Regions from separate parts of the Homo sapiens genome. Here regions 2, 3 and 4 are each linked to region 1. Evidence: chromatin contacts called from ENCODE Hi-C or POLR2A ChIA-PET data. All regions are on one chromosome and are shown on one strand. Each heading gives the region's core, a stretch centred on a gene start or an enhancer-like site at or near the end of the contact. The rest is flanking DNA. Distances are from core to core; before and after follow the strand shown.

Region 1 (7,152 bases), core at 2,892-5,391:
CACTGAATCTTGATGCATGGTCCAGGGTGTAAAAACCTGAGGAGCTTGGAGGGAGCAATTATTTTCCACTTCATATCAAAATATTCCCATTGCAATCAGTCTTCCTATTTTATCTTATATAAAATGTTTATTATTTTCTACCTCCTAGTAAAAAGTGAAATTGCTAGCTGCTCAATTCATTATTTCTTAGCAAATACAGCTTTCCTTTCTAAAAAATACAGAAGAAAAAAATTTGTGTAACAAGATTATTAGTTATTTCTGATTTTTAGACATGATTCTCATTTAATTGTTCCCAAAAGCTGAACAACAAGAGTTTGATGAAAGCAGGCACACACATTTACCAAGGGAATATATGCCTTCTATATGACTTCTCAAAACTGATGGATTTAACTATACATTATACAGCATTATTCCTAATTATATAATGAAAAACAGTACTATCTTATTTTTACCATTTATTATGTTAATAGTAGGTCTAAATAATTTTAATCTTGACTGGTTTATCAGTGGTCCATTTTATAAGCTATAGTTAATCATTTATTTCCTAATAATTTTTATAATATTCCTCAAAATGAATGTTAACATATTTATTTGAATGGAAGAATAAAGTCAGACATGTTTCTAACAGAAAGTAGGTCTGATTTGGCTGATTGGTTTGAAATGAAAACTGGCTTTGCCAATTCCACAAATGGCAGTTGTTTTCTATACAGTGAATGAGCTGAATCTGCATTTCAGTTTAACAAAAAGTTCTTGAAGACATGTAATAATTAAAGAATTTTACCAAAAAATATTGTGTAGGCAAAGAAGTATGGAAATCAATATCTGATTAACAAAGTGTCTCTGAGTGTAAAGGTCACAGATAATTAATAATCATGTTTAATAAAACCAAAACTGAGACTCTAATAACTAAATCCTTTTGGAAGTTCAGTGGTTTCTAATCCTTTGCTTTTAACAAAATTAAAAGAAGACTCTATTTGATAGTATTAATAGATCACTCTGTGATTGTTGGCATATAATTTAGAAGTTCAAAGACTCAAAGAATATCATTGTAACAAATCTCTTCCTTTCCCAATTGTGGAAACAAGGTTTCTCAATACTCATGTCTATAAAAATAAAAAACAGGTAAAGGATTGATGTTGCACCTTATCTCCTTCTACCATTAGGTAATATTAATCCATGAATACCTGAACTAATTGGGGAGAAACACCATATTTCTCATTAACAGATGCATTTTCAATAAAAATTGTACTTTTTAGGTTTCACAAGTCATAAAAATGTTAAAAATATTTAGGAAAATTTAGTATTTAGTAATATTTAGTAAAAAAAAAAAGTTTAGTAAGTTATATACTAATGATTACAGGAAGTGAATGGAATTCAAAGTATAAGGAGAAAGAGAACCATATAAAATTTCTGTTGAAGAGCTTGTTCATATATTTTTAAGTGGATGATGGTAGGCATTAGATTTTTAGGGTACTTGGAATCCACCGGATACTTTTTTTTAATGTGAGACAGTCTCACTCTGTAGCCCAGGCTAGAGTGCAGTGGCACGATCTCAGCTCACTGCAACCTCCGCCTCCCGAGTTCAAGTGATTCTCCTGCCTCAGCCTCCCGAGTAGCTAGGACTACAGGTACGCACCACCATGCCCGGCTAATTTTTGTATTTTTAGTAGAGACAGGGTTTCACCATCTTGGCCAGGCTGGTCTCGAACTCCTGGCCTCGGGATCCGCCTGTCTCAGCCTCCCAAAGTGCTGGGATTACAAGCATGAGCCACTGTGCCTGCCCTGCCAGATACATTAAGAATGATGTAGACCAAGTGTGGTGGCTCATGCCTGTAATCTCAGCACTTTGGGAGGCCAAGGCGGGCGGATCACGAGGTCAGGAGATCGAGACCATCCTGGCTAACACCATGAAACCCCGTTTCTACTAAAAATTAGCCAGGCATGGTGGCGCATACCTGTAGTCCCAGCTACTCGGGAGGCTGAGGCAGGAGAATTGCTTGAACCTGGAAGGGGAAGTTGCAGTGAGCTGAGATTTCGCCACTGCAGCACTCCAGCCTGGTTGACAGAGCGAGACTCCGTCTCAGAAAAAAAGAATGATGTAAGTCTTAGTTTAAGATGTCAAAATTTGAAATTGTATCCTCTATAAGTATTTAAATTAATGAAGGAAAATTTAGGTATCAACTTAAAAATGAACAAGAGGTACATAGCTCTTCAAAATTCTTTTATGGGTTCATTCTAAAAAATGTCTGAAGATCACCAGCCTATATGTTGAGTGGAAGGGATAGGAGAGAAACTGCTAGCAATGGTCTTCAATACTGCCCTCCAAAATATCCTCACCAATTCTCCTGAGAACCTGAAATTACCTTCCATTAGGATCATTACTTCAGATTCAGACACTGTTTCCCAGAGCTCTTGTTAAATGTATAATTGCAGAGGTGACTGGCCATCAGATTACGATCCGTAAGGAATGTGAGAAAAGACAGATATATATATACAGAGAGAGCTATGGAAAAAGGGTGGTTGGAGAGGGACAAACTCAGGTACAGCCTGAGTTCTATTCCCTGCGGTATTTCTAACCCTCAATTCATATTATAAGAGGAGCTACTTAATCTTCTCTCTGTATCTATAAGGTACTTTTTCTTTTTCTTTTTTTTTTTCTTTTTTTGAGACGGAGTCACACTGTTGCCCGCGCTGGACTGCAATGGTGCGATCTTGGCTCACTGCAACCTCCGCCTCCCGGGTTCAAGCAATTCTCCTGCCTCAACCTCCGGAGTAGCTGGGATTACAGGCGCCCGCCACCACGCCCAGCTAATTTTTTTGTATTTTTAGTAGAGAGGGGGGGTTTCACTATGTTGACCAGGCTGGTCTCGAACTCCTGACCTCGTGATCCGCCCGCCTCAGCCTCCCAAAGTGCTGGGATTACAGGCGTTTAAGCCACGGCGCCCGGCCTATAAGTTATTTTCTATGGGAAATAACTTGTCAAACTTCCACCAAAAAGGAATGGAAAGAGGGCAGCATAGTGGCCAGGCAGTTTATTTCCATACTAGGAGATACAGAAGGGATTAATTCTAACCGTAGGAATTCTAACCATCAAATGTCACTCACTGGCCTACCTAAACTGAACTCTGGTCCCAGCCAGAACAAGTCAGGAAGAGGGGATGTCTAAGACCGAAAGGGGGGCTTTCTAGTTAAGCTCTTCAGGCAGGAGAGGAAAAGGATGCCCGCATCCCCAAAGACACCTTTAGCTACCACAAGCCCCAAACCCCGTACTTTGTAACTGTGTCTAGTTTACGTCCTTTAAAAATTATTCTTATTAAGTTAAATTGTTTTCGGGGCGGGGAAGATACAAAAGAAACCAGTTAAAGTCTGAAAGGATAGAGAGGGGAAAGTTTCTCACCTCATTCTTCCAGCCACCCAGTTCCTCTCCTAAAAGGCAATCTTTACCAGTTCCTTCTCTAACGCCCCTCCTTTTTAATTTGATTTTTTACCGAAAGCTCGCTCCCTTTTAATTTTCCCTCAGGTTTCTGAAAATTTCCCAATCGCAGCCCCTCCCAGCAGGGAAATAGTAAAGGGGCTTGGTTTTTATGTTCAACCCAAAGCAAGCCTACAAAAGGGAGTAGTCGGTTTCGAGCCTGACGGTGGAGCTGACGCGGGAATGAGAGAGAACCTGAGAAGACCGCCAGGGCGCCCTCCCTGCGGAGGCGAGTCCCTCACCGCCCCTCTACATCGTCCTTTTCAATAAGGAGCTCTTAATACCTGCAACTGCTTCCTTCAAGGGGTGGCTGGAAGATCAGTAGGCAAGGCCTGCGGACTGCGCACCTTAAAGCGCTTCGGGACCGTAAGACAGTGAGTGCTGAGCGCGCGGCCGGGAAGAAGCCTGGAGGCTCTGAGCTCGGAGGACAGAGACCGAAGCCCCAGGGCCTGCGTCCCTCACAACCTGCGCCTCCTGTCCTCCCGCGCTACTCCCGAAGCGCACCTTCTCGCCCGCAGGCCGCAGAAGTGATGACGCAAAGCCCTCGGGGCCTCCGCCACCTCCTCACGCTTCTGCTGGACCGAATCCTTGGAATGGACAGGTAGCGGTTCCCGATTGCTATAGCGACGACCCGGCTCCGAGCCGCGCCCAGGCCCTGACCCGGGCGTCGTGACGTCAGCACGCCTTCCCTGGGCGCTCAGCCTCGCTGGCCATGCGTCACCCCGGCCTTGGTGGGGGCGGGGCTCCGAAGAGCTCGGTTCAGATCCCGGCCGCCTGGGCTCCAGGAGCCCCGGAACCAGGATAAGTTGGATGGCTGCCGCGGCGAAGCGGGGGGCGGGGTGGACCGTGCCCGGTATTTTCTATACGGGTTCCGGGGCCCGGTAGAGGCGCGCCAAGAGGAAAGGAAAGTGCGGCGGCCCTGGAACCTGGATATCGCGCGAGGCAAGCTGCGCGCGGGCGGGCGGGCTATGGCGCAGGCGGGTTGTGGGGCCGGCGCTGGTGGCGGGGCCCGGTGCATGGCGGTCTGTCGGCGGAGTCGCCCTCGGGGGCTGTCAGGTTGGTGGCTGCGGGAGGAGTGGGCCAACCATGCCCAGGGCGGGAGGCCGGGCGGGCGCAGGACCCCGGGAAGGTCCCGAGCCCGGCGTGCCCACCTCCCTCCGGCCCTAGCAGGGCGGCCTGGCCGCTGGACCGCGGCCGGGCCCCCTCCCCCACCCAGGGTCCCTGCCCCTCTTTTCCGCCTTGCGGCTCCTCCCCCGTGACTCCCAAACCTCACCCCGTGACGGCGCCCGCCTCCACCCTTGTGACCCCACACCCCACCCACTGACCCCAAGACCTCACCAGGTAACCGTTGGTTATTATTCATTGGCTGCTAACCCAGGAATTTCCCCAGCACTTCTCAGAGACCCACCAACCAGTGACTCCCTCAGTTTTAATCCGGTGACTCACATGACCCTGAGATCCCCACACTCCTCCTTAGTGACCCCCAAACCTGGGTAACCCTCCTGGCCCAGTAACCCCCCCGATTCTACCTTGTGTTCCCCACAAACTCGGTGACTCCCCTCAAAACTCTGCTGGCGACTCCTAAGCCCTACTCCAATAGTTTTCCACGCACTCACCTTGTACACAACCCTCAGTATCTTTATCCTGTAGCCGTATGACCCTCGTTCCACGTCTGCCTTTATCCTAAAATCACCCCCACTGGCATCTCTCTCTGCGATCCCAGCCCTTCAGTGTCAATCAGCACATGACTTACAAGCGTCCAGCACCTTTCTGGTGCTAAGGAGGATATAGAGATTAATATGAAGTAGTAATAATTGGAGGCATCAGAGAATTCTGGATCAATCCAGAATCCAGTCAATCCAGTGTGTGGTCCCAGCTCTGTCACTGCTGTGCTTTAGGGACCTGTGAGAAGTCCCCTCCTCAGTCTGGACCTCAGTTTCTCATCATGACTGTGATGAGGTTGGGTTAGATGATCTTTGAGTTTCCTTCCGTCTGTGAAATTGTGAAATTATGCAGTTCTCAGTCAAGATAATAATTTTTTGCAATCATTTTTGTACCCCACCCTGGAAATTTCCTCTTGTAACCTCATCCCAGGATCTGCTTGCATCATGAACCTTACTCCCTCATTCCCGGATCACCCTCTTCACTCTTCATAGTGCATACCCATTTCCCTTGATCAGGCCCCATCAGTTAACATGTTTGCAAAGCAGTATAGCAGAGTGCTTCATTTGGGGGCATTGAGTTCATAACAAACCTAGGTTCCAGACTGATTCTGGCCCTTCAGCTATGGGACTTTTGGTATATTATTTAGCCTGTCTTAACTTCAGTCTCCACCTCTGCGAAGGGAGAAAATAGTAGTGCCTGACATAACATATGTAAAGCACCGGGCACCATGCCTGGCTCATGGGAACCCTTAGCATAAGCTGTTGTTAGAAATGAGAAGCTGCTATGGATCTTACTCTGTCCTGAGTGCTAGGGATTTAACAGACTGAACATGTGGCCCATACCTTGCATTATGTTGCTACTACTGACATCTTGGAATCCCTATCTTCTCATCTCTGCTGTAGCCTCACTTCTCTGGTTCTTACCCTGATTTTGCCTCAATAACGATTGGCTTGCTGAATACCTACTGTGTGCCAAGCTCTGGATATATAAGTTAAATTTACGTCTCAACAGCCCCAAGAGTTAATTATTATTATATCCACCATTTTCCCTTCCCATATTTTTGTTTGGTTGGTTGGTTGGTTTCAGAGAAATGAACCAGAAACTCTCACAGCTAAGTAGCAGAGCTAAGATTTGAACCCACAGTTTAAAAAAACAAAACAAAACCCTACTCCATTGCCTGTCTTTCCCCCAGACTTACTCAACCTCAGCTCCTTATTCCTTATTTTCTAGTAATTCCTAAATACAACATCAGCTCGTTCCTTGATCCCTAAGGTTTCTGTTCTTGAGCTCCTAGCCTCAAGAGATCCTCCCACCTTAGCCTCTCAAGTAGTTGAGATTATAGGCGTGAGCCACCAAGACTGGCCCTGACCCCCAAGGTTTCTATTACCGTTTGCCATGTAACTTGGTGACTTTCTCATCCTGCTGTTCATGACTTTTGATCTCATATCCCCTGAAGCCCCTGCACCTTGTAGGGGAGGGAAAATATCTTCTTAGGTTCATGGCTTAGGCCCCTATAACAACAGATTTAATAAGAGAAGATTATATACATTTATTTAATGTAAGTTTTATGTGACAGGAGCCTTCATAAGGAAATGAAGACCTAAAGAAATGATTAAACTTGTATATTTTTATACTAGATCTGATGAAGAGTGGATAGTTGTGGAAAAATACAAAAAGGGTAATATCAAATAGTAATAAACTGGGAGAAACTTAGCAAGGCCTGTTTGTTCAGACTCTTCTCTGTGTCCCTGTGTCTTCACAGATAAGGGTGCTTCTTTCCTCTGAGTATAGGGAGGGCACCTCTTTATGAGGAGGGTATTATGACCTGCTTCAGGGGAAAGTCAGAAAAATCCTTCCTAGGTTTTGTGATCTGCTTCAGGGGAGAAGAGCCTCAGAGAAAGTGAGAGTGACCTTCCTACTGCCATTTTCTCAAGTTGCCATATTTTGGAGTAGTGTCTTGAACCCAGTCAACTTCTCTCTTCATCCTTTGCCCAAATATCTCTTGTTCTATGAAT
Region 2 (7,152 bases), core at 1,590-4,089, 1.8 Mb before region 1:
CTCTCCTTTTTGGTGTCTTGCAGGAGAGGCAGCTTCCCCCCTTGGGTCCAACAAACCCGCGTGTGACGCTGGCCCCACCGTGGAATGGCCTGGCCCCCCCAGCCCCACCACCCCCACCCCGGCTGCAGATTACGGAGAACGGCGAGTTCCGAAACACCGCAGACCACTAGCCCACCCAGCATCAGAGACCTTCTCTTCCTTTCCTGTGCACCCCACCCTGTAACAGCACCAACCACCAGGATTGGACATCACCGAGGAACAGCGGGATTGCCTCCCCGAATGCCTCCCTGGGAGGCACACTGATTGCCCACCCCCACCACTGCACCATTTCCAGGAGGGAGAGTGGGGACCCTCAGCCGCCCCCTTTTCCTTCCCATTGGGGTGCTGCCCTCTCTTTGACCCCCAGGGACCCTTGCCCCAGGACACCGCCTACCCCGTACAGACCCCTTCACTCCGGGGTGCTATCCCCATCCTCTGCCTCATCGTTCCCCTGAGCACTGGGGGACAGACCCTCACCCCCACCCTGGGGGTGTGGCACCTCCAAACTTTCAACTTCAGGGTGATTTTTTTAGCAGTAACCAGAGCTGACAATCTAACTCCCCTCCACCGCCCCATTTTGGCCTCCCCTGCCCCCCTTGTTATGGGGAGGGGACCCCGGGTGAGGGGGCCCTATTACCCCTTGATTTCTCAGGAGCGTCTGGGGGGGCTCAGCACGCACAAACTCCTTCTCCTTCTACCACTCTTAAATTTACTCCCTCCCCACCCAGAACCCAGATGGGGTGGAGGGGGCCACCGGGGCAGGGAGGGGGCGGCAAGGGGGGAATGGGAGTTGTCTCCCCTTCTCCCCACACCTGATCTGCTCTCGGCTGGTCCCAGAGCGGGGTGAGGGGGCTTATGCCCCCCCCTCCCCCAGTGTGTTGGGTGGGGTGGAATTGAGGTTAGGGTGAGGGGTCAGGGTTTAGGAGGGTGTGTATGTTGGGAGGACAGGCTAGTTGATCTGTCCTACTCTGACACACAGTCCCCTCTGCCCCTTCCTTCTCTCTTCTTGGTCTCTACTCCCAGGGGGAGGGGGGAACTTACTCTAGGAAAAGCCATGTCTCTCTCCCCCAGGGTGGGGGGACCTGTGTTGGAGGAGGGGTGTTGGGGGGCCCCCTTCCATGACTCTGTCCCCTGGGGGAGGTAGGACAGGGCTGGGCTTCCCTCTCATCCTCCCCCTCCCAATCTCCTTCCACCTCCCTCCCTCCCGCCAGCTCCACGATTTTTCGGTGTTTCTCTGTACATAGTTTTCTGGCGGGATAGGGGAGGTAGGATGGATGGGGTTTGGGGTGGGTAGGCCATGGGAGGGGAGAAGCCCCTCCTTGGCACCCCCTCTTCCCTGACTGCTGTCCCCTACCCAGCCTTGCCCCCTTCATCCTTTTGCGTTTGGTATTGAGACTCTCCTAGACTCTACTCCTCTTTCTTTTGTATGGACAGTTCCCCTTCAGTCCCATCCCCCTACACATACACCCAGCCGGGGCCAAATTTATACTTATATAAAAGTTGTAAATATGTGAAATTTTATCCCTGTGCCCTTTCCCCACCTCAGGCCCTACCCCTGGACCCTCCCCAACCTTCCTTCTCTCTTCTTTGGCTGTTGTAATTATCTGGGGTTTGTACTGTACATATCCGGGGTGTGTGTGTGTGGGCTGGGGGCAACCCTTCTGTACAGAGCTTCCTGGCCCCCTCCCCCCCCGCCCCTCTGCTTCCCTCCCCACCCACCACCTCAAGGGTAGGGAGTTGCTCTTCCTACCTGTTTTATTTTGTTTTCTCGTTCTCCCTCCCCACCCCACTCCCAGCCTTATCTATCCCCCCTCACTGTCCCCTTTTCTCCACTCCCAGCCCCATTTCCTTTTTTTCTGGAGTGTGTGGTGAAACAGAAAAAAACATGTTTAATAAACGGAGATTGTTCTTTTATCGCTGTGCCGACTTTCTTAGGCAGGGCTCTCCAGACCTGTACGGTGGTAAGATCTGCTTTCTGAAAGGAAGCTGACAGCCTGAGAGGAAAACCGTATATCCCCACCTGATGCCACACTCTCCTCATAGAATGTCACTCTCCCCTCCCAATGAGATTTTTTATATTTTAGAGCAGGAGTTTTGCACCGGCCAAACTTCTCCAATCTAACTCTCCCCTCACCACTGTGTCACTTAGTCCGAGGCCAGGAACAGCGGCGTTATCTGATAAAAGAGTTCATGTATATATCCACATTTATCTCTTTTAAAAATTACCTAGAAATAAGGTTTCTTTAATTGCTGGTTAAAATGCTCCCGTGCAGAAAACAGGAAAGAACCTGCCTGGTTCCTTAGCAAATCTGAGTTCCAGTCCCAGGTCCACTACTATTAGCTGAGTGACGCTTCCAGCCCGTTTCCCCCGCCTGGAAACTGAGGACGGCAACCCCCACCCTCGCAGGGCCGGTGGGAAGACACAAAGTGATGTGGGCAAGTGCCAGGCCCACATGGTAAGTACCCAACTAATCTCGCCCCTCTCAGGACCTACCGGGGGCGGGTGCTACACTTAATCACCGGGAAACGCAGCTTTCCGGGGCGGCTGACGGCCCACCCCCTCCGACCGGGCTGTTCTCTCCCGGGCCCTGCCTCTCGGTCCTCTGCAGCGGGGAGGACTTCAGCAGCTCCCCGGGACGCCCGTTGCGAGGACACCCTGGGCCTGTGCCCTCCTACTAGCACCGCCCTCCTCGTCTGCAGTAGCCAATCAACACGAGGCTTGTAGGCTGCCGTTCCTCGATTGGCTACGGCTCTAGCTCCGCCCGCCGCACTTGGCGACGGTGTCCGGCGGGGAGGCGGCGGCTTCCGGTCTGGGACGGAGCTGTAGCGGCACTGTAACTGCGAGGGCAGCGCCGCGTGTGTAACGGCGGGGGCGTGTCGGCGGGAAGGACAATCGGGCCGGGACTCGCGGTGTCCGGGTGACCGCGGCTTCCCGGGAGCAGACCTCTGTGGGCACTGTGAGGCGGAACGGAGCGGCGGGGCAGGAGCTGTTCTGGGCAGGTGAAGGCAGGCTGGTGGCTGAAGGACCTCCTTCTTATCTTCCACAGGGGCTGGAAGTTAAAACCCCTGTTGGTGTTTAGTGGTGGTGGTTGTTGTTGTTGTTTGTTTTTGCTTTCTTGGTGTGCGGGACTGATTTGCAGAAACCGCCACTGACTTAAAAGTTTCCAGTTATTGCTCGTGGGGAGGGGGTTGTTTGAGAAGATGTGGCTCCCTTTATCCAGGGCTTCTGTGACCTCCATCTTTTTCCTCTGCAGCCTTCATCCCGCGTGGAGTCTACCCCCAAGCCCTTCTCCTCTTCCCAATTCTTGTCACCTTCGAGGAGGCCATGGAAACCCCAACACCTTTGCCGCCTGTACCCGCCTCCCCGACCTGCAACCCAGCCCCACGGACAATCCAGATCGAGTTCCCACAGCATAGCTCGTCTCTGCTGGAATCTCTGAACCGCCACAGGCTAGAGGGAAAGTTCTGTGATGTGTCCCTCCTGGTGCAGGGCCGGGAACTTAGGGCTCATAAAGCAGTGTTAGCTGCTGCCTCTCCTTACTTCCATGACAAGCTGCTTCTGGGGGATGCGCCTCGTCTCACTCTACCGAGTGTCATTGAAGCCGATGCCTTCGAGGGGCTGCTCCAGCTCATTTATTCAGGGCGTCTCCGCCTGCCACTGGATGCTCTTCCTGCTCATCTCCTTGTGGCCAGTGGCCTTCAAATGTGGCAGGTAGTAGATCAGTGCTCAGAAATTCTTAGAGAATTAGAAACTTCAGGTGGTGGAATTTCAGCCCGTGGAGGAAACTCCTACCATGCCCTTCTTTCCACTACATCCTCTACAGGAGGCTGGTGCATTCGCTCTTCGCCTTTCCAGACCCCAGTACAGTCCTCTGCTTCTACTGAAAGCCCTGCTTCCACTGAGAGCCCTGTGGGAGGGGAGGGAAGTGAACTGGGAGAAGTGCTGCAAATTCAGGTGGAAGAAGAAGAGGAGGAGGAGGAAGATGATGATGATGAGGACCAGGGGTCAGCCACACTCTCTCAGACTCCTCAGCCCCAGAGAGTATCAGGGGTTTTTCCCCGTCCTCATGGACCCCACCCACTGCCCATGACTGCTACTCCCCGAAAGCTTCCAGAGGGTGAGAGTGCACCACTTGAGCTTCCTGCCCCTCCTGCACTGCCCCCCAAAATCTTCTACATTAAGCAGGAACCCTTCGAGCCTAAGGAGGAGATATCAGGAAGCGGAACTCAGCCTGGAGGAGCAAAGGAGGAAACCAAAGTGTTTTCTGGAGGGGACACTGAAGGGAATGGGGAGCTAGGGTTCTTGTTGCCTTCAGGGCCAGGGCCAACATCTGGGGGAGGGGGTCCATCCTGGAAACCAGTGGATCTTCATGGGAATGAAATCCTGTCAGGGGGTGGAGGACCTGGGGGAGCAGGCCAGGCCGTGCATGGGCCTGTGAAGCTAGGGGGGACACCCCCTGCAGATGGAAAACGCTTTGGTTGCCTGTGTGGGAAGCGGTTTGCAGTGAAGCCAAAGCGTGACCGGCACATCATGCTGACCTTCAGCCTTCGGCCTTTTGGCTGTGGCATCTGCAACAAGCGCTTCAAGCTGAAGCACCATCTGACAGAGCACATGAAGACCCATGCTGGAGCCCTGCATGCCTGTCCCCACTGTGGCCGTCGGTTCCGAGTCCATGCCTGTTTTCTCCGCCACCGGGACCTATGCAAGGGCCAGGGCTGGGCCACTGCCCACTGGACTTACAAGTGACTGCTGAGGCTATACACTAGCTTCTAGAACAAGATAACCACTGCTGCTGATGGATACTTTTCCCTCACTGCCATGGCACACCAGTCATGGATCTTGTAATCATGCCAAGAGAATAGATACATTATGGACCTCTTGTTCTTAGATATGGGCCTCTCAGCCTGGCAGATGTGGAAACTCAAATTTCTCGTCCCACTCCAGGTTTTGGCTAGCCAACCCTGCAGGAAAGTGGTTTATAGGCCATTCATACTTAAGTTGATCACTTGCCCATGGTGGACATTTTTGTGGTGGTGATGTCCATTAAGGAAACCAGATTTTCAATTATTTAGTGAGAGAAGAGTTAGAGCAAAAGACAGTGGTAAATGTTTTATTCCGTCTCCATGAGGAATTGAAGGAGTTGGTCTCCACCTAGAGATACATTTGATTTACAGCTTAAGTAATTCAGAGGCTAAGCTCTAAGCTTTTTTCTCTCATTGCTGGAATGATTTAAGCAGAAGTCCTTTTGTGTACTTTTAAAATTGTATCTTTCCAGGAGCCCCTCAGATTGTACCTTGCTTTCTCACCAATAGACACCTTCCCGACACTTTTTTAATGTTGTAGCTGAGCACTTTAACAAGTTGAGCATTCCATGTTTCATTCTTAGAACCTTCTTTAATAGAGGGTCTTCCCTCAACAGCCTGTGCCTCTGGTCTACCTTTGACCACCACTGATAACTAATATATTGGTCACAATGACTGGAATGTGACTAGTGATCTCAGGAGATGGCACTGTCCTAAAGTGCTGTCAGGGTGGCACCACTGCTCTCTGAACAACTTACCTTGGTCAGAGGGACTCAGGTTTGGGACAGCACAAGCTGAAGGCTGGAGAGTAACTTGCATAGTAGGACCATACCTCTTCCTTTCCCATCCCACCCACATATGATAGACAGCCCCTCTGTTGAGATATGGAGGGGACAGATACTGGAATCGGGGGTGGGACTTGCAGTTACTTAAAATTTTTTAATAAACTGTGCCCTGAAACCTAAACTGACAGTGGACTGGATTGAGTAATTTGTGTGGGAGAGAATGTGAGAATGGAGCTGCAGAGCCTTGGGTGTGTTCCTTAGGTGGCTAGGTTATGTTGATGGGGAAGGAATGGGATGGTATCACACCCATTCCTTGGATGGTGCCAAGAACACTCTTCTGGACTTAGGCCCTGACCTGCTACTTAATAACCTTCAGTAGGTTGCCTTACTGTTTTGTTTTGTTTTGTTTTTTTGAGATAGAGTGTCACTCTGTTGCCCAGGCTGGAGTGCAGTGGCACAATCGCATGCTCACTGCAACCTCTGCCTCCCGGGTCCAAGTGATTCTCCTGCCTCAGCCTCCTGAGTAGCTGGGGTTATCAGGCATCCGCCACCATGCCTGGCTAAGTTTTTTGTATTTTTAGTAGAGACGGGGTTTCACCGTGTTAGCCAGGATGGTCTGGATCTCCTGACCTCATGATCCGCCTGCCTCAGCCTTCCAAAGTGCTGGGATTACAGGCATGAGCCACTGCACCTGGCCTGCCTTACGTTTTAAAATCTGAACTAGTACTTTTTTTGGTAGAGTGGTGTGGAACACCTAACTGGTTCTGTTTTCCTTTTTAAAAGAGGTTGGTTCACTTATCTTTTTATTATTATTTATTTATTTTTTGAGACGGAGTCTTGCTCTGTCGCCTAGGCTGGTGTACAGTGACGTGATCTTGGCTCACTGCAACCTTCACCTCCTGGGTTCAAGCGATTCTCCTGCCTAAGCCTCCCAAGTAGCTGGGACTACAGGTGTGTGCCACCACGCCTGGCTAATTTTGTATTTTTAGGAGAGATGGGGTTTTAGCATGTTGGCCAGTCTGGTCTTGAACTCCTGACCTCAGGTGATCCACCCACCTGGGCCTCCCAAAGTGCTGGGATTACAGGCCTGAGCCACTGCACCCAGTCTATTATTATTTTAGAGACAAGGTCTCACTATGTTGCCCAGGCTGGTCTCGAACTCCCAAGCTCAAGTGATACTTCTGCCTCAGCCGCCCAAAGTGCTGGGATTCCAGGCATGAGCCACCGCACCTGGCTGGTTCACATGATCTTTATAATATTCCCCAACTTCCTGTGTTCTCTGTGTTTGGTTGGTTGTTCTACAAACATTCAGTGCAAAGCACTATGCTAGACCCTGATTAATACACTGCCCTTAAAGGGTTCACAGGTATTACCAAAGATAGACAAGCCATTACAACGTGATAGGATAAGTTGATGATAGTGGGCAGTACAAACCACTTGAATGGCACAAAGAAAGCTAAGTAAAGACCTTCTCTAGGTCAGCAGAGGTTTCACAAACACAGCTTCCATGTGCCACAGTGTGGTC
Region 3 (7,152 bases), core at 2,416-4,915, 1.5 Mb before region 1:
TACCTGTCTGGGCTCACTCAAGTGGAGCCTGAGTGTGTCCAGATCAGAGAAGGCCAGGGAACAAATGTGCCATTCACTTGTGGGTCTGATTCATTTAGAGATGTGAAGGACCAAGAAATAGAAACCATGGAACTTTTTTCTAATTAAAAGACAAAACTAACAGCACTGAGAAGTCTTACAGAAAGTTATTTTTTCCTGTTTTTGTTTTAAGTCTTCAAATTCCAGTTTCCCCTCTGGCTGCCTGTGTTTCTGGGCCACTTCCTCTCATCATCAACTACAGTTTTTATGATAGAAGGCAGATTAAACTTACTATGAATCTGTTTTTACAAAACAATTGGGAAGCAAAGATATTTGGTGGATGAATCCAATAAATGGATGTAATAAAACACCCCCAACTATGACACACCCGAAGCCAAAGAGAAATAAAAGCCGTTATCTGCACCAGGATGCCCCCTCATTTACATGAGTAAGACAGTCAATGCAGGGCTGGCCAGAGGACCATGCGTCATTTTCTTTCCCAGCCCCTGGGCTACTAGAGATGTTAACTAAGGACTTGGGAGGCCAGGCATTGCACACTTAATTAGACTACTAAGTCATGCCCTCTGGCAGCACAAGACTCCTCCTGGTACAATTTAAGACCTGAAAATTTACTGCCCCATATCTTCTCCAGACTGTCACCAGAAGCAGCATCCCAGCTCCTTGATAATGCTGCTTTCATGATTCATAAATGGATGGGGCTGCTCGCCATATTAGAGCTTCATAAAACAAATCTAAATGTAGACTAAGAGGGCTAATTCCACTTAAGATGTGTTCCAAACAAACTCCCTATGTTTCAAATCAGAACAGCATTTTCAGAGCCACAGCTGCACCACTGGAGACAGAGAATGTGGAATTGAGAACTTGGCCTCCTGATGCTTAGAAACGCCGGCCCTTCCTCCCAGTGCCAGGGAGCTTGAGGGTCCTTCAACAACAACCTACTGCATCCCCCTAGATTGACTCAGGCAGATCAAAGTCCCCGATGCTACATTTGATGGGAAAGTGTCCATAACAAGCCCAGGGTTGGATTTTGGGAGGTCAATTCTATTTCAAGTATTCCTTCACTGCCACAATTGAGCCTGACAAGAACATCACAGAACACAATGTGACTCTGGTACATTACAGGAAGCACTCCCTGAAAATGATCCTATTCTTTTTCTGGGGAAGTTTACCTCCTGATGGAGGCTAATATCCTCAGGAAGAATAATAAAAACCAGAGAAACTCAAACTCACCTCATCTGTTTTTCTCTCACAGTCCACTGGCAATAACTTCACTGAGACCAAGAAAAGAAACACAGAGGAAATTAAGTGTGGGTTGAGAAAGGAATACAAAAAGAGACTACTCACAACATTTGGAGGGAGTAAAGCATTACCAAGCCAAGGGTGGGGATTAGAAAGATGTCATCTAAGGAAGGCACTTTTAAAATGCAGACAGCAAAATGTAAGGGTATCCAAATCCTGGATTAGGAATTACGATAGCTGGGTCCTTGTCCCAGCTGAAAATGATTAGCTCAAGTTTCTTGGGCAACTCAACCACTCTGAACCTCTGTCTCCTCGTCTGTAAAACGGGATCAAATGGGCCTTCCCTGCTTAACTCAGGGAGTTAGGCCCAAACAAAACAAAATATAGGAGTTTTGTAAACAATGATATGTTAAACAGAGATTAACACCGTAATGGGAGGGGAAGTCCAGGTAAATACCAGCATACATTCTAGCGCTGTTGTCTTAAAGCATCTCAGCAGTGAGTACCAGTGTGATACTGTTTGACATCACCAGTGTAGTTATAGTACCATGACACTCCCAGGTCTCCTTAATTTCTCTAGCAGGTCGACAAACTATTCACATAGTTGATAAATGCTCTCATAGTGGGGAAATCATTTGGGTGTTTGCACACGAGTCTGTTAATACCCTTGCCCACAGACTTGTACACTCCCAAACATCCATCTGCCACACCAGCTAAGACATACTTTAGCTTTTTCCTGTATTTTGGCAGTTCCTGCTAGGCATGAAAGGATGTGGCCTTGGCTGGAAGCTGGGAACAGTATTAGTCACATTCGTGCTTTGTAAAGAGTATTAAAAGTTGGTGAACTACAGTGGCCCTTTATACCTAAATGTATAATGAAATGATCTCTATGTTTCCTTTCAGAAAACACACAATCCTCAGCTATTCCGGATACATACTGTATCCTGCAGACCTCTCATTGGCATATCTAACCATGTAACTTAAATGTGGCCAGAAGGATGGCTGTGAGCATCCTTGAGTCGTAGTCTCTCTCTTAACACACTCCATGAGGGTGCTACAAGCAATGATAAGGGCCTCCAGTTGCGATCAGTTTAACCTGTCTGGCAAGCAAGGCTGGTAGATTCTCCTGTTGACAAAGCGGCGGCCCTGTGATTCAAAGAAGTGGAGAGTGGACTTTTTGGTGCTACAAAGGTGGGACCCCCAACCAGATCCTATCTGTGGGCCACTGAAATCTGGAGTGCCTTCAAACAGGCACTAAATGTGTAAGCCAGAGGTCAAAAGGGAAGAACCCAAACGGATGGGGTGAATCTGTTAGAGGGGGGTGTGGCTTCCTCTCCAGGGAGAAAACCAGAGGTTGGAGGAGCAGTGACTACAGCTTGTGATTGAAAGGGAGACGTTAGAAGGGAGGGCTGGGGCAGAAAAGGAGAACAGGAGAAAGTGAAGGCAGAAATTATTGCAGATGCAGGAGCCTTGGCCCTCTCTTCCCACAGCTGGAAGAAGGCAGGCCTGGAAATGAGAAGACAGTCAGAGGCAGCTGACAAGGCCGGAAGTGCGCGGCCTGGCGCCGACAGGAACGGGGGGTCCTCCGGCGGACACACGCGCGCCCAGGGCCCTCCCCTGCGCCGGCCCAGGACGTACTGTTGTCCTCCGCCTCCTGCGGCGCTGAGGGCTTGCCCATCTTCACCCAAAGGATGCCCAGGAAGACGAGCAGTAGCCCTAGGCTGGCCCAGAGCAGAAGCCGAGAGAGCCAGCGCTCCAGCCGGCGCCCCACCTCAGGCCGGGCCCTCGCCGCGCCAGCAGGGCCCGCTCGAGTCGCCCGCAGGCCCGGGCGCGGGTCGGGACCGAGGAGGGAGGAAGGCAGCCGCGCCGGGGCGGGAGACGCTGCCCACCAGCGGCGGGCCGCGAGACCCGGGCCCTGCGTGGCCCTGTCGGGCGTCCGGGCGTCCTCGTCCTCCTCGGAGCTGCCCCGGACCGAGGCGCGGCGCCTGAGTTGCGCCGGGCGGGCAGGATAGGCGAGGCCGCGGCTCCCTACCCAGGAAGCCGCGGAGGGCCGGATATCACCGTAGGCCCCAGGGGTCGCGTAGGCCGAGCCCGAGGCCGGCTGGGAGAGCCAGGGCTCCGCCCGCGGAGAGGCCGCGGCGGGCCGGGCGCGCAGCGGCGCATCCTCGCGTAACCGGGCCTCTTCCCGTAACCGCTCCTCGCCCCGCGGCCGGGCCTCCTCCCGCAGCCGCTCCTCGTCGCGCAGCCGGGCCTCGCCCCGCAGGCGGCGCAGCTTGTTGCGGTAGACATCCCGGGTGGTGTCGGTGATGGGTCCTGGCTGGAAGCCCAGGGCCTGCAGCTCCCGCCGCAGTTCCAGGTCCGACAGGCCGGCCATGGCCAGGACGCCGCCCCCCGCCCGCCCCTGGCGCGCACCGCACCCGGAACTGCTCCCTCCCGCAGGCGCGGCGGAGCGGGCGGGGCCACGCGCCATGATGGGAAGGTCGGTCGCCATGTTGGGAAGGTCTGCACTTGGCCTTTGGTCGGCCATGATGAGGCGGTCTGACGTGGCTCTTAGAGCCGCCATGGTGGGAAGGTCCAAGGGGGATTAAATTTTTTGTTTTGTTTTGTTTTGTTTTGTTTTTCTCTCTCTCTCCGCTCTCCCACTTCCCTTTGTTTGTTAGATCAAGCGGTATTAATCTCTGAGTCCTCCAACCCTAGCTCTGCCTCTGGCAGGTGGTAAGCGTTCAGTAAAGTCAGCGTTGATTTAATAGATGAATTGCTTAATGGTGAACGAAGCCACTGCCACGAATGGAGAGACAGGATGATTTGCCTCTCTGGGCTTGGGGACTGATGTGTGATCCGGTTTTATTTGGGTCTTAGAGTACACTCCAGGCATGCTCCAAGACCCTGTCCCGACTTCGGGCTTGTTAACTGGGCGACACTGAGCACCAAGTAGGTGCGATCCCTGCCTTAGGACAGACACTGGCCCCCAAGGAGCGCCAGCCTGGAGGAGACGCAGCATCCATGGTGGAGGCAGAGGAGCAAAATGCCCTTGGGTTCGAATGGGCAGTTGAGGCTTCTCTGCGGAGGGCCTGTGTCTGCGTAATGGGATTTTTACAAGGAGACATGGGAGAGAGAAGACTCCAGAGATACACGGTCTTGCAGCCTCACTGGTGGTTTAGGTTGTGGGCTTTGGAGCCAGACAGTTCGATTTCAAATCCCTACTCACAACTATTAGATGTGTGATCATATTCAATTAACATTGTTAGCCTATTTGCCAGTAAACCTCAATAGAGTTGCTGTGAGGATTAGAAGAGGTAGTTTGGCTAAGGTGCTTGGGACAGTGCCTGGCACACGTTCATGCGTGTTTATACTTAACCCACATCTTTGCAGTGTCAGTGCTGTGTAGAGCCTCCCACAGGGCAGGTGATTTGGTTACATGAAGGCTCTTAGCAGGAAACCCCTAAGGGAAGCAAGGGAATGTGGCAACTGGAAATAGAACCAGTTTATAATCTTCCTTCCACATCCCTCAACTCCCATTCCCAAACATTTATTGCCGGCCCAATGGGTTCCATCCATTTCTACCCCTGCCATTCCATTCTCCCCTTCCCCCAGGCCCCTCCTCCCTGGAACTGCCCCGTATCTGTCCCAACAGCCCCCTTGCCCATTCCCCACTTTATTCCCTCCCCTCCCTGACACCCTGGGCAATGCTATGCTCCTCTGTCTGGGTTTTGCATTCCTGCCACTTGCTCCACCTCAGGGGTATTCAACACTGGCCACAATTGCTGGGAAAATGACAGCCTCGGCTTGGTCAGCTTCCACTGTTAGCCTCCCCATCTCCCCTGACTTAGCTGCTCCCATGTGGTGTGATTTCTCTCACCAAGTGTTGTTTTCCTTTTCCCTGCATGTGTTTGCACAGAATGCCATGAATTTGATATAGTGATTGCCTAACACATATACCACATAATAGTATTTTATTTCTTTCTGAAGCACTGTTTGCATGACAAATGAGTTGGTAACATTTGTGCAACTCCTTGCAGCTGTGCGGTTCAATATATAAAGAATGAGCCTTTCGGCATCAGTACTGGCCCCATGTATTCTAAGAGGGCTTGAAACTAATGCTTAAACAAAGTTATCGTTACAGCATTTCACAGAGTTATGGTCTATTTTATAACAATGGATCTCAGGGCGATTTAAAAATATGGACTGAACTGGAGCCACCCCCAGTGGTGGCACGCAATGTGGGCTTTGTCAGCTTCCTTGTGTTTGGGGACACTGCTGCCGCTCCACACACGTAGGGTCAAGTGGCCCACAGCCCCTCCCCCAGAACCCTGTTGTCTTCCCTGTGGTGTAGAACCCACTGTGCTTGGAGTTGTGGCCTTTGGCCACCCATGGTCAGCCCTTTTACCTCCATTGTGGCTTCTGGCTGTGGATGGCCTTGTCTTGCAGGATCTTACAGGCAGGCCTTTGGATGTGCACCAAGGGGCACCCAGTGACCACTTAACTGCAAATTTGCTGATCAATGCTCCCCTTCCCCACCCCCTCTGAGAAGGAACCTCACAAGTTAGTCAGGCGTTCCTCCCAGTTTTTGGGCCTTTCCATTTCATCCTGAATTCCCAGCTCCAGTCACGTTCCTGCCCAGATTTATAGCCCCTCTTTGGTTTAGTGAAGTTGGCGTGTTGCTTTTTGCTTTCCTCCACACAACCATCCACATGCTGCCCTCCACTTGGAAGGGCTCGACCTCAGCTCTTCTTTGCCACTGCTGCCCCTTCGGGAGCTACCCACGAAACCTGCCAGGGCTTCTGGCAGCCAGCCTTTCTGTGCCTTCAGCCTGGCTCTCCTGCTGGGCCTGTCCATGGCAGGAAGGCTTATTGTAAAGAAAAGGGCAATATTGCAAAGTCAGAGGCTGCTCTGCATGCCCTCCTTTCTCATCACTTTGCTGTGGGTTTTTTTTTTAAGGTGAGCAGCAGCTTAGGCTGTGGTCAGTCTTCCTGATGTATTAAAGGCAGAAGAGGAAAAACAAGCTCCAATATCTAAATCTACTTAGTAACCACATCCACACATTTATCAGAGGTGAAGGGCTGCTCTGAGCACGCTCTGGATTCCCGGGGGGCTGCCATACTCCCTTCCGTCCCGTTGACCTCTCTCTGTCTTGGCAGAGCCTTATAATAATCACAGCCATAAATCTTTTAGTGGGTTCCATTCTCTTCGTCCTCCTGCAAAAAGCCCTGCACACATTTATCAGGTCCTCAAAGATACTCAGGGACCACGGAATCGTCCTTGATCCACCTCATGGAGGGCCTCACGTATTGCCTCAGCTATTCAGGGCTTCCTTCAAACTACATTATAGGTGGCATTACAGTGGGGGCAGGGCACCGGGAGATTGTGGTTGAAAAGTGGGGGCCATGTGGGGCTCATATTTTGACTGGAATGACCCAGGAACACCCAGCTTCTCACTGCTCCATCTCAGTGCCTTATGGAAGAGGAGGACACTCTTTTCCTCTCTCTAGGTCTGAGGGTGCATCAGCTAAGGGGGAAAATGGAGTCACAGAGAAATGCCAGAATGGTATTTCATAATCTGTTGAAAATTAAACAAATCTCTCACTCTTTTGACTGCTCTCACACTTTGATATCCATGAGTAAGAGTTCCTTCAAAGGCATGGAATATATTACCGAATGTCAATAACAAATTGTGTATGAAGAAAAATGTAATGCTTTGAGAATATTTTCTTTTGGGCTTTGTCCATGATTAGATTACACTAAATTACAGCATACAGATATCAGGCAATTACTCTTTGCTTTTAACTATTCAATTTCATGGCAAATCCACATAGCGCAGTAATGCTAAAATCACACCGATGTGGTTACCAAGAAAATACCTCATCATCTCCATTT
Region 4 (7,152 bases), core at 1,428-3,927, 1.3 Mb after region 1:
GATTGTGCCAGATGATTTACATACATCATTTCTCTTAATTAAATAATTTAACAGCCCAGCACAGTGGTTCACGCCTGTAATCCCAGCACTTTGAGAGACTTGTTTGAGGCCAGGAGTTTAAGACCAATCTCAGGAGTTGGATTGGTCTCGAACAACTCAAACAACTCTCCCAAGGTGGTAGAATCGTTTGAGGCCAGGAGTTCAAGACCAATCTGGGCAGCAAAGTGAGACTCCTCTACAAAAAAATCAAAAAATTAGCCAGGCATGGTGGCTAATTTTAACCCATGAGGTCCAGCCCACGAGGTCCAGGTTGTGGTGAGCGAAGTTTGCTCCACTGCCCTCCCGCCTGAGTAAGAGAGCAAGACCCTGTCTCAAAAAAAAAAAAAAAAAAAAAAGGCCAGGTGCCGTGACTCATGGCTGTAATCCCAGCACTTTGGGAGGCAGAGGAGGGTGGATGGCTTTGAGCTCAGGAGTTCTAGACCAGCCTGGGCAACATGGTGAAATCCTGTCTCTACAAAAAATACGAAAATTAGCTGGGCATCTGTGCTCGCGCCTGTGGTCCTAGTCGTTGGGGAGGCTGAGGTAGGAGAATTGCTCGAGCCCGGCAGGTGGACGTTGCCGTGAGGCGAGATCGAACCACTGTACTCCAGCCTGGGTGACAGAGCCAGACCCAGAGTCTCAAAAATAAATAACTAACTAAAAATAAACAAATATGTATTGCTTGACTGCTGTATCGTTTCCAAGCCCTGGGGATGCAGGTGTGACCACAATTGGCCAAAGTGACAAAACCTAACATCTGTAACGCTGCAAGCCTGGGGTTATTTTATACAGAGGAAATAGAGAGGTTAAACGTTCTTCTCAGGATGCTTCAGCCAGTAACTAGCAGTGGGGGCTGGGGCCAAATCCAGGACTGCCTGACTCCAGAGCCTTTGATTTGATAGAAGGAAAGAAAATGAAAAAGAGGAGAAAAGCTTACATAGAGGAGGGGAACAAATCAAGGCAAATATAAGTGAGCCAGAAAAAAAAATCTAGACGAGAGAGAAATAAGAAAAGGTTTGCTAGGATCCCCTTCTCCCCTTTTACAGGTGAGGAAACTAGGCTGAGATGTAATAAATCTGTATTTTTTTCCTCCACTACAGATAAACCTTTTAGAACCACAATAAGAGGTAAGGCTTCAAAAGAAAAATACCTGGGAAAGTTAAAACATATTAATTGGCTGGCCGGGTGCTGTGGCTCACGCCTGTAATACCAGCACTTTGGGAGGCCGAGGCGGGAGAATCGCCTGAGGTGGCGAGTTCGAGACCAGCCTGACCAGCATGGTGAAACCCCGTCTCTATTAAAAATACAAAAATTAGCCGGGTGTGGTGGCAGGTGCCTGTAATCCCAGCTACTCGGGAAGCTGAGGTAGGCGAATCGCTTGAACCCGGGAGGCGGAGTTTGCAGTGAGCCGAGGTCGCGCCATTGCACTCCAGCCTGGGCAACAGAACGAGACTCCATCTCAAGAAAAAAAAAAAAAGAAAAAAGAAAAAAAAAAACATAATAATTGGCATATCTTTCAGCTAAGAGGGAATAAATAAAAAGACAGGTTCTTTTTCTCTCTTTTTTTTTTTGTGCAGTGGTAGGATCTCAGCTCACGGCAACCTCCGCCTCCTGGGTTCAAGCGATTCTCCTGCTCTCAGCCTCCCAAGTAGCTGGGATTACAGGCGCCTGCCACCATGCCCGGCCATTTGTATTTTTAATAGAGACGGGATTTCACCATGTTGGCCAGGCTGGTCTTGAACTCCTGACCTCAAGTGATCCGCCTGCCTCGGCCTCCCAAAGTGCTGGGATTACAGGCATGAGCCACCGCGCCCGGCCCTTGGTGATTTTTCTAACCCAATCACAGTCTCTCTCCCCTTAATTACTCTTGCGGCTCTGTCTTCGTAAGGGAAGTGGCCCGGACAAAATACATGCCAGGCAGTGCAACGGCTGCTAGGAGAAAGGCTCGAGATACCCCTCCTGGCATTTGCTTGGGGGCCAGAATTTACATTCAATCTTCTTCAGAAACTTCCCTTTCCGGGTGTTTGCTAAAGGTGATAGTTTCCAGGTCACCTGACCGGTCTCCTTTGCTGTCGGCGCCAAGTCCTGCAAGTTTGCTTGAGAGACGAGAAACCAGCAAGAGTTGGGCAAACTTTCCAAACCAGGCTTTTCCTTCAGTGTGGAATCTAGGCGGCCACAGTCTGGTGCCAGCTGGGTCACAAACAGCTCCGTGACCTGTTTGTAAACGCGATGCTCTTAGTTCCAGACTAACCGCTCACAAGGGTGAAGCACTTAATTAATTCATCTCTTAATCTTGTTAGGGGCCAACGGCTCCTATTAGTGTTTGAGCGTGACGGCGACGGTGCTGTTTATGAAGCCCTAGCCTATTTGGAGGTGAGGAAGAGGAGTCTGTGGGTAACCTGGAGGTCGACAGACCGGGAGGAACGCTCGAGGGAGCACCAGGCCTGTTACAACGAGCGCGCGCCGACGCACGTCTCCACCCACCCGGCGCAACCGCCAGAGCGCGCTCCCAGCAACCGCGGCTCTCGCTGCGTTTGTAGCCATACGTCACGGCCTCTTCTGCTTCTCATTGGGGGAGCCCGTCCAATCATGTGATTCCAGTATGGCGTATAAATAAAGGCGAGGAGAAGGCGGTGGTCCGCCATTTCGTGGACGCCGGGTGAGTGAGAGAGTTGGTTGGTGTTGGGCCGGAGGAAAGCGGGAAGACTCATCGGAGCGTGTGGATTTGAGCCGCCGCATTTTTTAACCCTAGATCTCGGTAAGAGACCAGCGAAAGAGGGAATGAGGTGGAAATGGAATTTAACAGTACCAAGGAGCCAGGCCCAATGGCGGCGCCAGATTGAGACAAAGAGGCGCCGCCGCCATTTTGTGACGTTCAGCACGGGGCGGTGGCGGGGGCTCCCGGCCCATCGGAGGGTTTCCTAGTCTTGGAGTGGAAGTCTTTATATTCCTCATTGGGGCATGAGCCAGGATGGGGGTTACCTGGGAGTTGGGAACCACAAAGGGGAGCCGATAGCCGAGTTGTATTCCAGGTCACGGCCTTTTTATTTTTATGGCGCCTTTTTTTTTTTTGGCCCCTCATTTAATTGGGAAGCTTCTCAGAATGTTTTTGTAAAGTCACTAACCAAGACCGGACCTTTCAGTTCATATTAAATGGCCCCCGTAGTCACCTTACTTTCATGTAGTTTCAGATTTTGCAGCCTGAATCTAATCACCTTTTTCTAAGACCGAAAGATCTTCCTTGAACTTAAGATTCGTTCTTTCATCGCTTCCCATTAAAATGGAGGCTTAAGACAGGTGCCAGCAGTGTTTTTAAAAATTTTCACCAGTGGTTTGGTCTTAGAACTTACTCCTGGGCACAGGGTGTGGTCACGGCAAATAGGATGTGTCTGGACTGGATATTTTAATTAGACAAGCCCAGAGTAAGAAGAACGTGGTGTTTATGGAAAGCACTTCAGCTGAATTATTGAGTAGATGGTTTTTATGTAATTGAAACTGGTCTACAAGTTTATCAGATTCATCGTCGAAGTGACTCAGTAATAAAGCTTTATCAAATACAAGTCCGCCAAGGAAGAACAAAAAAATAAGTCCCCAAAGTGCAGTAAATTTTTTAGTAGCAAATATCTCTTTGTAATTTTTTATTAAAGTGAAATTATCTTTAAGTGGTATTTAGTATATTCAGTGTTGTGTAATCATCACTTACACGTAGTTCCAAAACATTTCCGTCACCTCCCCCCGCAGGAGACTACTACCCATTGAGCACTTACTCCCAGATTCCCTGTCCCCCTTCCTCTAGTCCCTAGCAACCACTAATCTTCCTGTCTCTCTGAACTTAGCTATTTTAGATATTTAGTATTTATGGAATCGTGTACTTTTATGTCTGGCTTCTTTAACTTAGCGTAATGTTTTCAAGATTTTCCAACGTTGGAGGATTTGTCAGTACATCATTCTGAATAATACTCATTTTATGTCTATACCACATTTTGCTTATCCGTTTCTGTTGATGGACATTTGGGTTAACATCTTTGGGCTACTGTGAATAAGTGCTACTATGAGTTTACATTTTTTAAAAAACTGTAAAGTTGGTCTCGTTGCTTGATAAATTTTTACCGCGTAAGACTCTGGTCTATCTAATGACATTTGATACTAGCCTTGTTCCTATAGTTCCAAATGACCAAAATAGGCATTTATTTATTTATTTATTTGTGGTTTTTTTTTGGCGATGGAATCTCGCTCTGTCGCCGAGGCTGGAGTGCAGTGGCGCGATCTCGGCTCACTGCCACCTCCGCCTCGCGGGTTCAAGCGATTGTTCTGCCTCAGCCTCCCGAGTAGCTGGGACTACAGGTGTGCGCCACCATGCCCGGCTAATTTTTGTATTTTTAGTTGTGACGGGGTTTCACCATATTGGCCAGGCTGGGTCGAACTCCTGACCTCGTGATTCGCCCGCCTCGGCTTCCCAAAAGTTCTGGGATTGCAGGTGTGAGCCGCCGCGCCCGGTCCATGGGCATTTTTTTAAAAGTGAAAATCGTTGGCCTTATTTTTATTAAAGCTGGTAAGTTTTGGCTTATGTAGGTACTTTGAATCGCTTGCCTGGTAGTATAACCTTAAGGACTAGCTTTCTTCATCATTGTTTTATTTAGTTTTGAGTCCCCAACAGAATTCTCTTCTGTTTTTCTAGAAATGCTTTATTTTGGGGATTAAATGAAATAACAGGTTAAGTCTCTTAACTCACGGCCCAGATGGTGGTAAATGCTCCTCCAGTTGTTCTCAACGTTCCAAGGAAGCTGTTTTTTTCTTCACTAATTGCTGGCTTCCTGAGGGTTAGGAGTAAAGATAATGGGGCGGGGTGGCGGGGGGGGGGAAATGGGTGCTTAGCAGTAACATTTCTTGTTTGGTTTCTAGCATTTTTGTAATTTTTTTTTCTTTACGTGCTACCTTAAACTCTCTTGTCCTCTCTAATGGAGTTCTTTCTAAGGATCTGTGGTTTTAACTGTAGATGTTTAGATGAATGAATATTTTTGGTATTTTTCATTACAGAAATGCATCGTGATTCCTGTCCATTGGACTGTAAGGTTTATGTAGGCAATCTTGGAAACAATGGCAACAAGACGGAATTGGAACGGGCTTTTGGCTACTATGGACCACTCCGAAGTGTGTGGGTTGCTAGAAACCCACCCGGCTTTGCTTTTGTTGAATTTGAAGATCCCCGAGATGCAGCTGATGCAGTCCGAGAGCTAGATGGAAGGTGATTTAATGATTACGCTGATAAAAATGTGTTGCTTGTGTTTTTCATATTTAAAATCTACAGGATATGTGGCTCTTAGATGGCTTTCCCAATCACTGGCCAATTGTATCTTTAGATACAATTGGGATCTTTTTTTTTTTTTTTTTTTTTGGTGGGGAGACGAGTCTTGCACTGTCACTGGGCTGGAGTGCAGTGGTACAGTCTCCCGCTCCCCGCAACCTCGGCCTCCGGGGTTCAAGTGATTCTCCTGCCTCAGCCTTCTGAGTAACTGGGACTACAGGCGTGTGCCATCATGCGGGGCTGATTTTTGTATTTCTAGCAGAGATGGGGTTTCACCATGTTGGCCAGGCTGGTCTCGAACTCCTGACCCCAGGTGATCTGACCGCCTTGACCTCCCAAAGTGCTGGAATTACAGGTGGGAGCCACTGTGCCCAGCCAGGATCAAATATTTTTAAGAGTAGTTGTGAACTGATCCTTGTTTAAAAAATTGTTTACAAAATGGTTACATGGGTTGGTTGTACCTTTACTTTTATGTGTTTGAAATACTCCAGAAAGTGAATCACTTACTATTTCCCTTTGTGTTAATAGTGTCCTGTTAGCTGGCTGAGTAAGGCCTGAGTATTGACCTCCATGCCCCCACCCCCCTTTCCTCATATTTGGAAGTATAATGGGAAAAAGGAGCTGAGTGTTCACTGTAAAGCTGCATGAAAGGTTGGTCAATTCAAGCAGGTTGTAGTAAAGTTTTCCAGGGCCCACCTCTTCCCAGTCACTCTTCAAATATGATAGCTTATCTAAATTTAATGACTGGTTGTATTAAGGGTGAGGAATAATGGTCTTTTTTTTTTTTTTTTACTACTGTGAGCTATAATTTCTTTTTTTAAAAAAATGTATATTTATTATTTAAAAAATAATACAGACGACAGTCTGTGTTGCCCAGGCTGGCCTCAAGCTCCTGGGCTCAAGCCATCCTCCTGCCTCAGCCTCTCTGAGTGCTGGGATTACAGGCATGAGCCACCTCACCTGGCCACAGCTATAATTTCTTCTGTGCTGACTGTTGAGGGGAGAGGGTGCTGTAAAATGGCCAAAATGGTTCTGTCTTGTCTTGAACTGATTTTTTACTTGGAGTGGGGCAGGGGGAGACCAATAAATACAGCCTGGTAAATAACTGAAATAAGTGCAGGGACTTCAAGGGAAGAAATCATAATGAAGATACAGGAGAACTTGTTTTTCAAGGATAAATGGATCTTCACACTTAAATTGCAACTGTTAACAAATTAACATTGAGCTCAGTAATCAGACTGGCTCTAACAATTAGGTGATAAAATAGAATTTGACTTCCTTGTGAATTGGTACTTTAGAAAATCCTATTTGTTTAATTTGAAATTAATTGAAATTTTAATTTGAAACTGGGAAACAAGCTTATTTTATTTTTCAAGACAGAGTCTTGCTCTGTCCCCCAGGCTGGAGTGCAATGGTGTGATCTTGGCTCGTTGTAACCTCTGCCTACTGGGTTCAAGTGATTCTCCTGCCTCAGCCGCCTGAGTAGCTGGGATTACAGGCATGTACCACCACACCTGGCTATTTTTTGTATTTTTAGTAGAGCGAGGGTTTCACCACGTTGGCCAAGATAGTGTCGAACTCTTGACCTTGTGATCCGCCTGCCTCGGCCTCATAAAGTGTTGGGATTACAGGCGTGTACCACCGTGCCTGGCCAAAGCTCATTTTATATTAGTAAAAATAAGGGAGCTAGAAATTTGATGTTAAATTGCACAGACACTTAGGTGTGTTCTTTGCAGAATAGCCAACTGAGAGTACTTTTGGCTTTAATACGCATGTCAGAAAGTCAGGCTGTTTTAAGTTTAATATCT

The links. A loop is a pair of places that touch in the nucleus more often than their neighbours do. ChIA-PET counts read pairs that join two places held with the same protein, here RNA polymerase II (POLR2A). Pooled maps may share reads with other maps.
Region 2: a pooled map shows a loop between it and region 1 (5-fold over the local background). The contact joins the promoter of ZBTB9 here to the promoter of SCUBE3-AS1 in region 1. A Hi-C loop is called at or near these places in 2 of 50 pooled maps. POLR2A ChIA-PET finds 5 or more read pairs at or near these places in 2 of 52 experiments (B cell and Panc1).
Region 3: a map of CD8-positive, alpha-beta T cell shows a loop between it and region 1 (4-fold over the local background). The contact joins the promoter of LEMD2 here to the promoter of SCUBE3-AS1 in region 1. A Hi-C loop is called at or near these places in 2 of 168 maps with a recorded cell type or tissue (CD8-positive, alpha-beta T cell and naive thymus-derived CD4-positive, alpha-beta T cell) and 9 of 50 pooled maps.
Region 4: a loop to region 1 is called in a pooled map, with 10 times the contacts of the local background. The contact joins the promoter of SRSF3 here to the promoter of SCUBE3-AS1 in region 1. A Hi-C loop is called at or near these places in 5 of 50 pooled maps. POLR2A ChIA-PET finds 5 or more read pairs at or near these places in 2 of 52 experiments (T-cell and activated T-cell).

The regions. Positions count from the first base shown.
Region 1 is chr6:35,255,314-35,262,465 of GRCh38, forward strand. It overlaps SCUBE3-AS1 (SCUBE3 antisense RNA 1), which reads right to left and starts at 4,142. Exons shown (of 4, transcript XR_001744102.2): 1 at 3,977-4,142. ZNF76 (zinc finger protein 76) reads left to right here and starts at 4,422. Exons shown (of 14, transcript NM_003427.5): 1 at 4,422-4,528. RefSeq lists silencers at 4,405-4,524, 4,535-4,854.
Region 2 is chr6:33,451,737-33,458,888 of GRCh38, forward strand. It overlaps ZBTB9 (zinc finger and BTB domain containing 9), which reads left to right and starts at 2,840. Exons shown (of 2, transcript NM_152735.4): 1 at 2,840-3,039; 2 at 3,294-5,808. The coding sequence starts at 3,365. The coding sequence ends at 4,786. SYNGAP1 (synaptic Ras GTPase activating protein 1) reads left to right here. Exons shown (of 19, transcript NM_006772.3): 19 at 24-1,953. The coding sequence ends at 170. It overlaps SYNGAP1-AS1 (SYNGAP1 antisense RNA 1), which reads right to left and starts at 2,669. Exons shown (of 3, transcript NR_174954.1): 1 at 2,534-2,669.
Region 3 is chr6:33,785,465-33,792,616 of GRCh38, forward strand. It overlaps LEMD2 (LEM domain nuclear envelope protein 2), which reads right to left and starts at 3,666. Exons shown (of 9, transcript NM_181336.4): 1 at 2,917-3,666; 2 at 1,270-1,310. The coding sequence starts at 3,652. It overlaps LOC105375024 (a long non-coding RNA gene), which reads left to right and starts at 3,914. Exons shown (of 3, transcript XR_926707.3): 1 at 3,914-7,152. RefSeq lists enhancers at 2,630-3,179, 3,792-3,881, 5,092-5,695 and silencers at 2,832-3,281, 3,322-3,701.
Region 4 is chr6:36,591,685-36,598,836 of GRCh38, forward strand. SRSF3 (serine and arginine rich splicing factor 3) reads left to right here and starts at 2,678. Exons shown (of 6, transcript NM_003017.5): 1 at 2,678-2,797; 2 at 5,077-5,284. The coding sequence starts at 5,079. RefSeq lists enhancers at 2,186-2,345, 2,454-3,135, 2,736-2,965, 4,981-5,481, 5,482-5,982.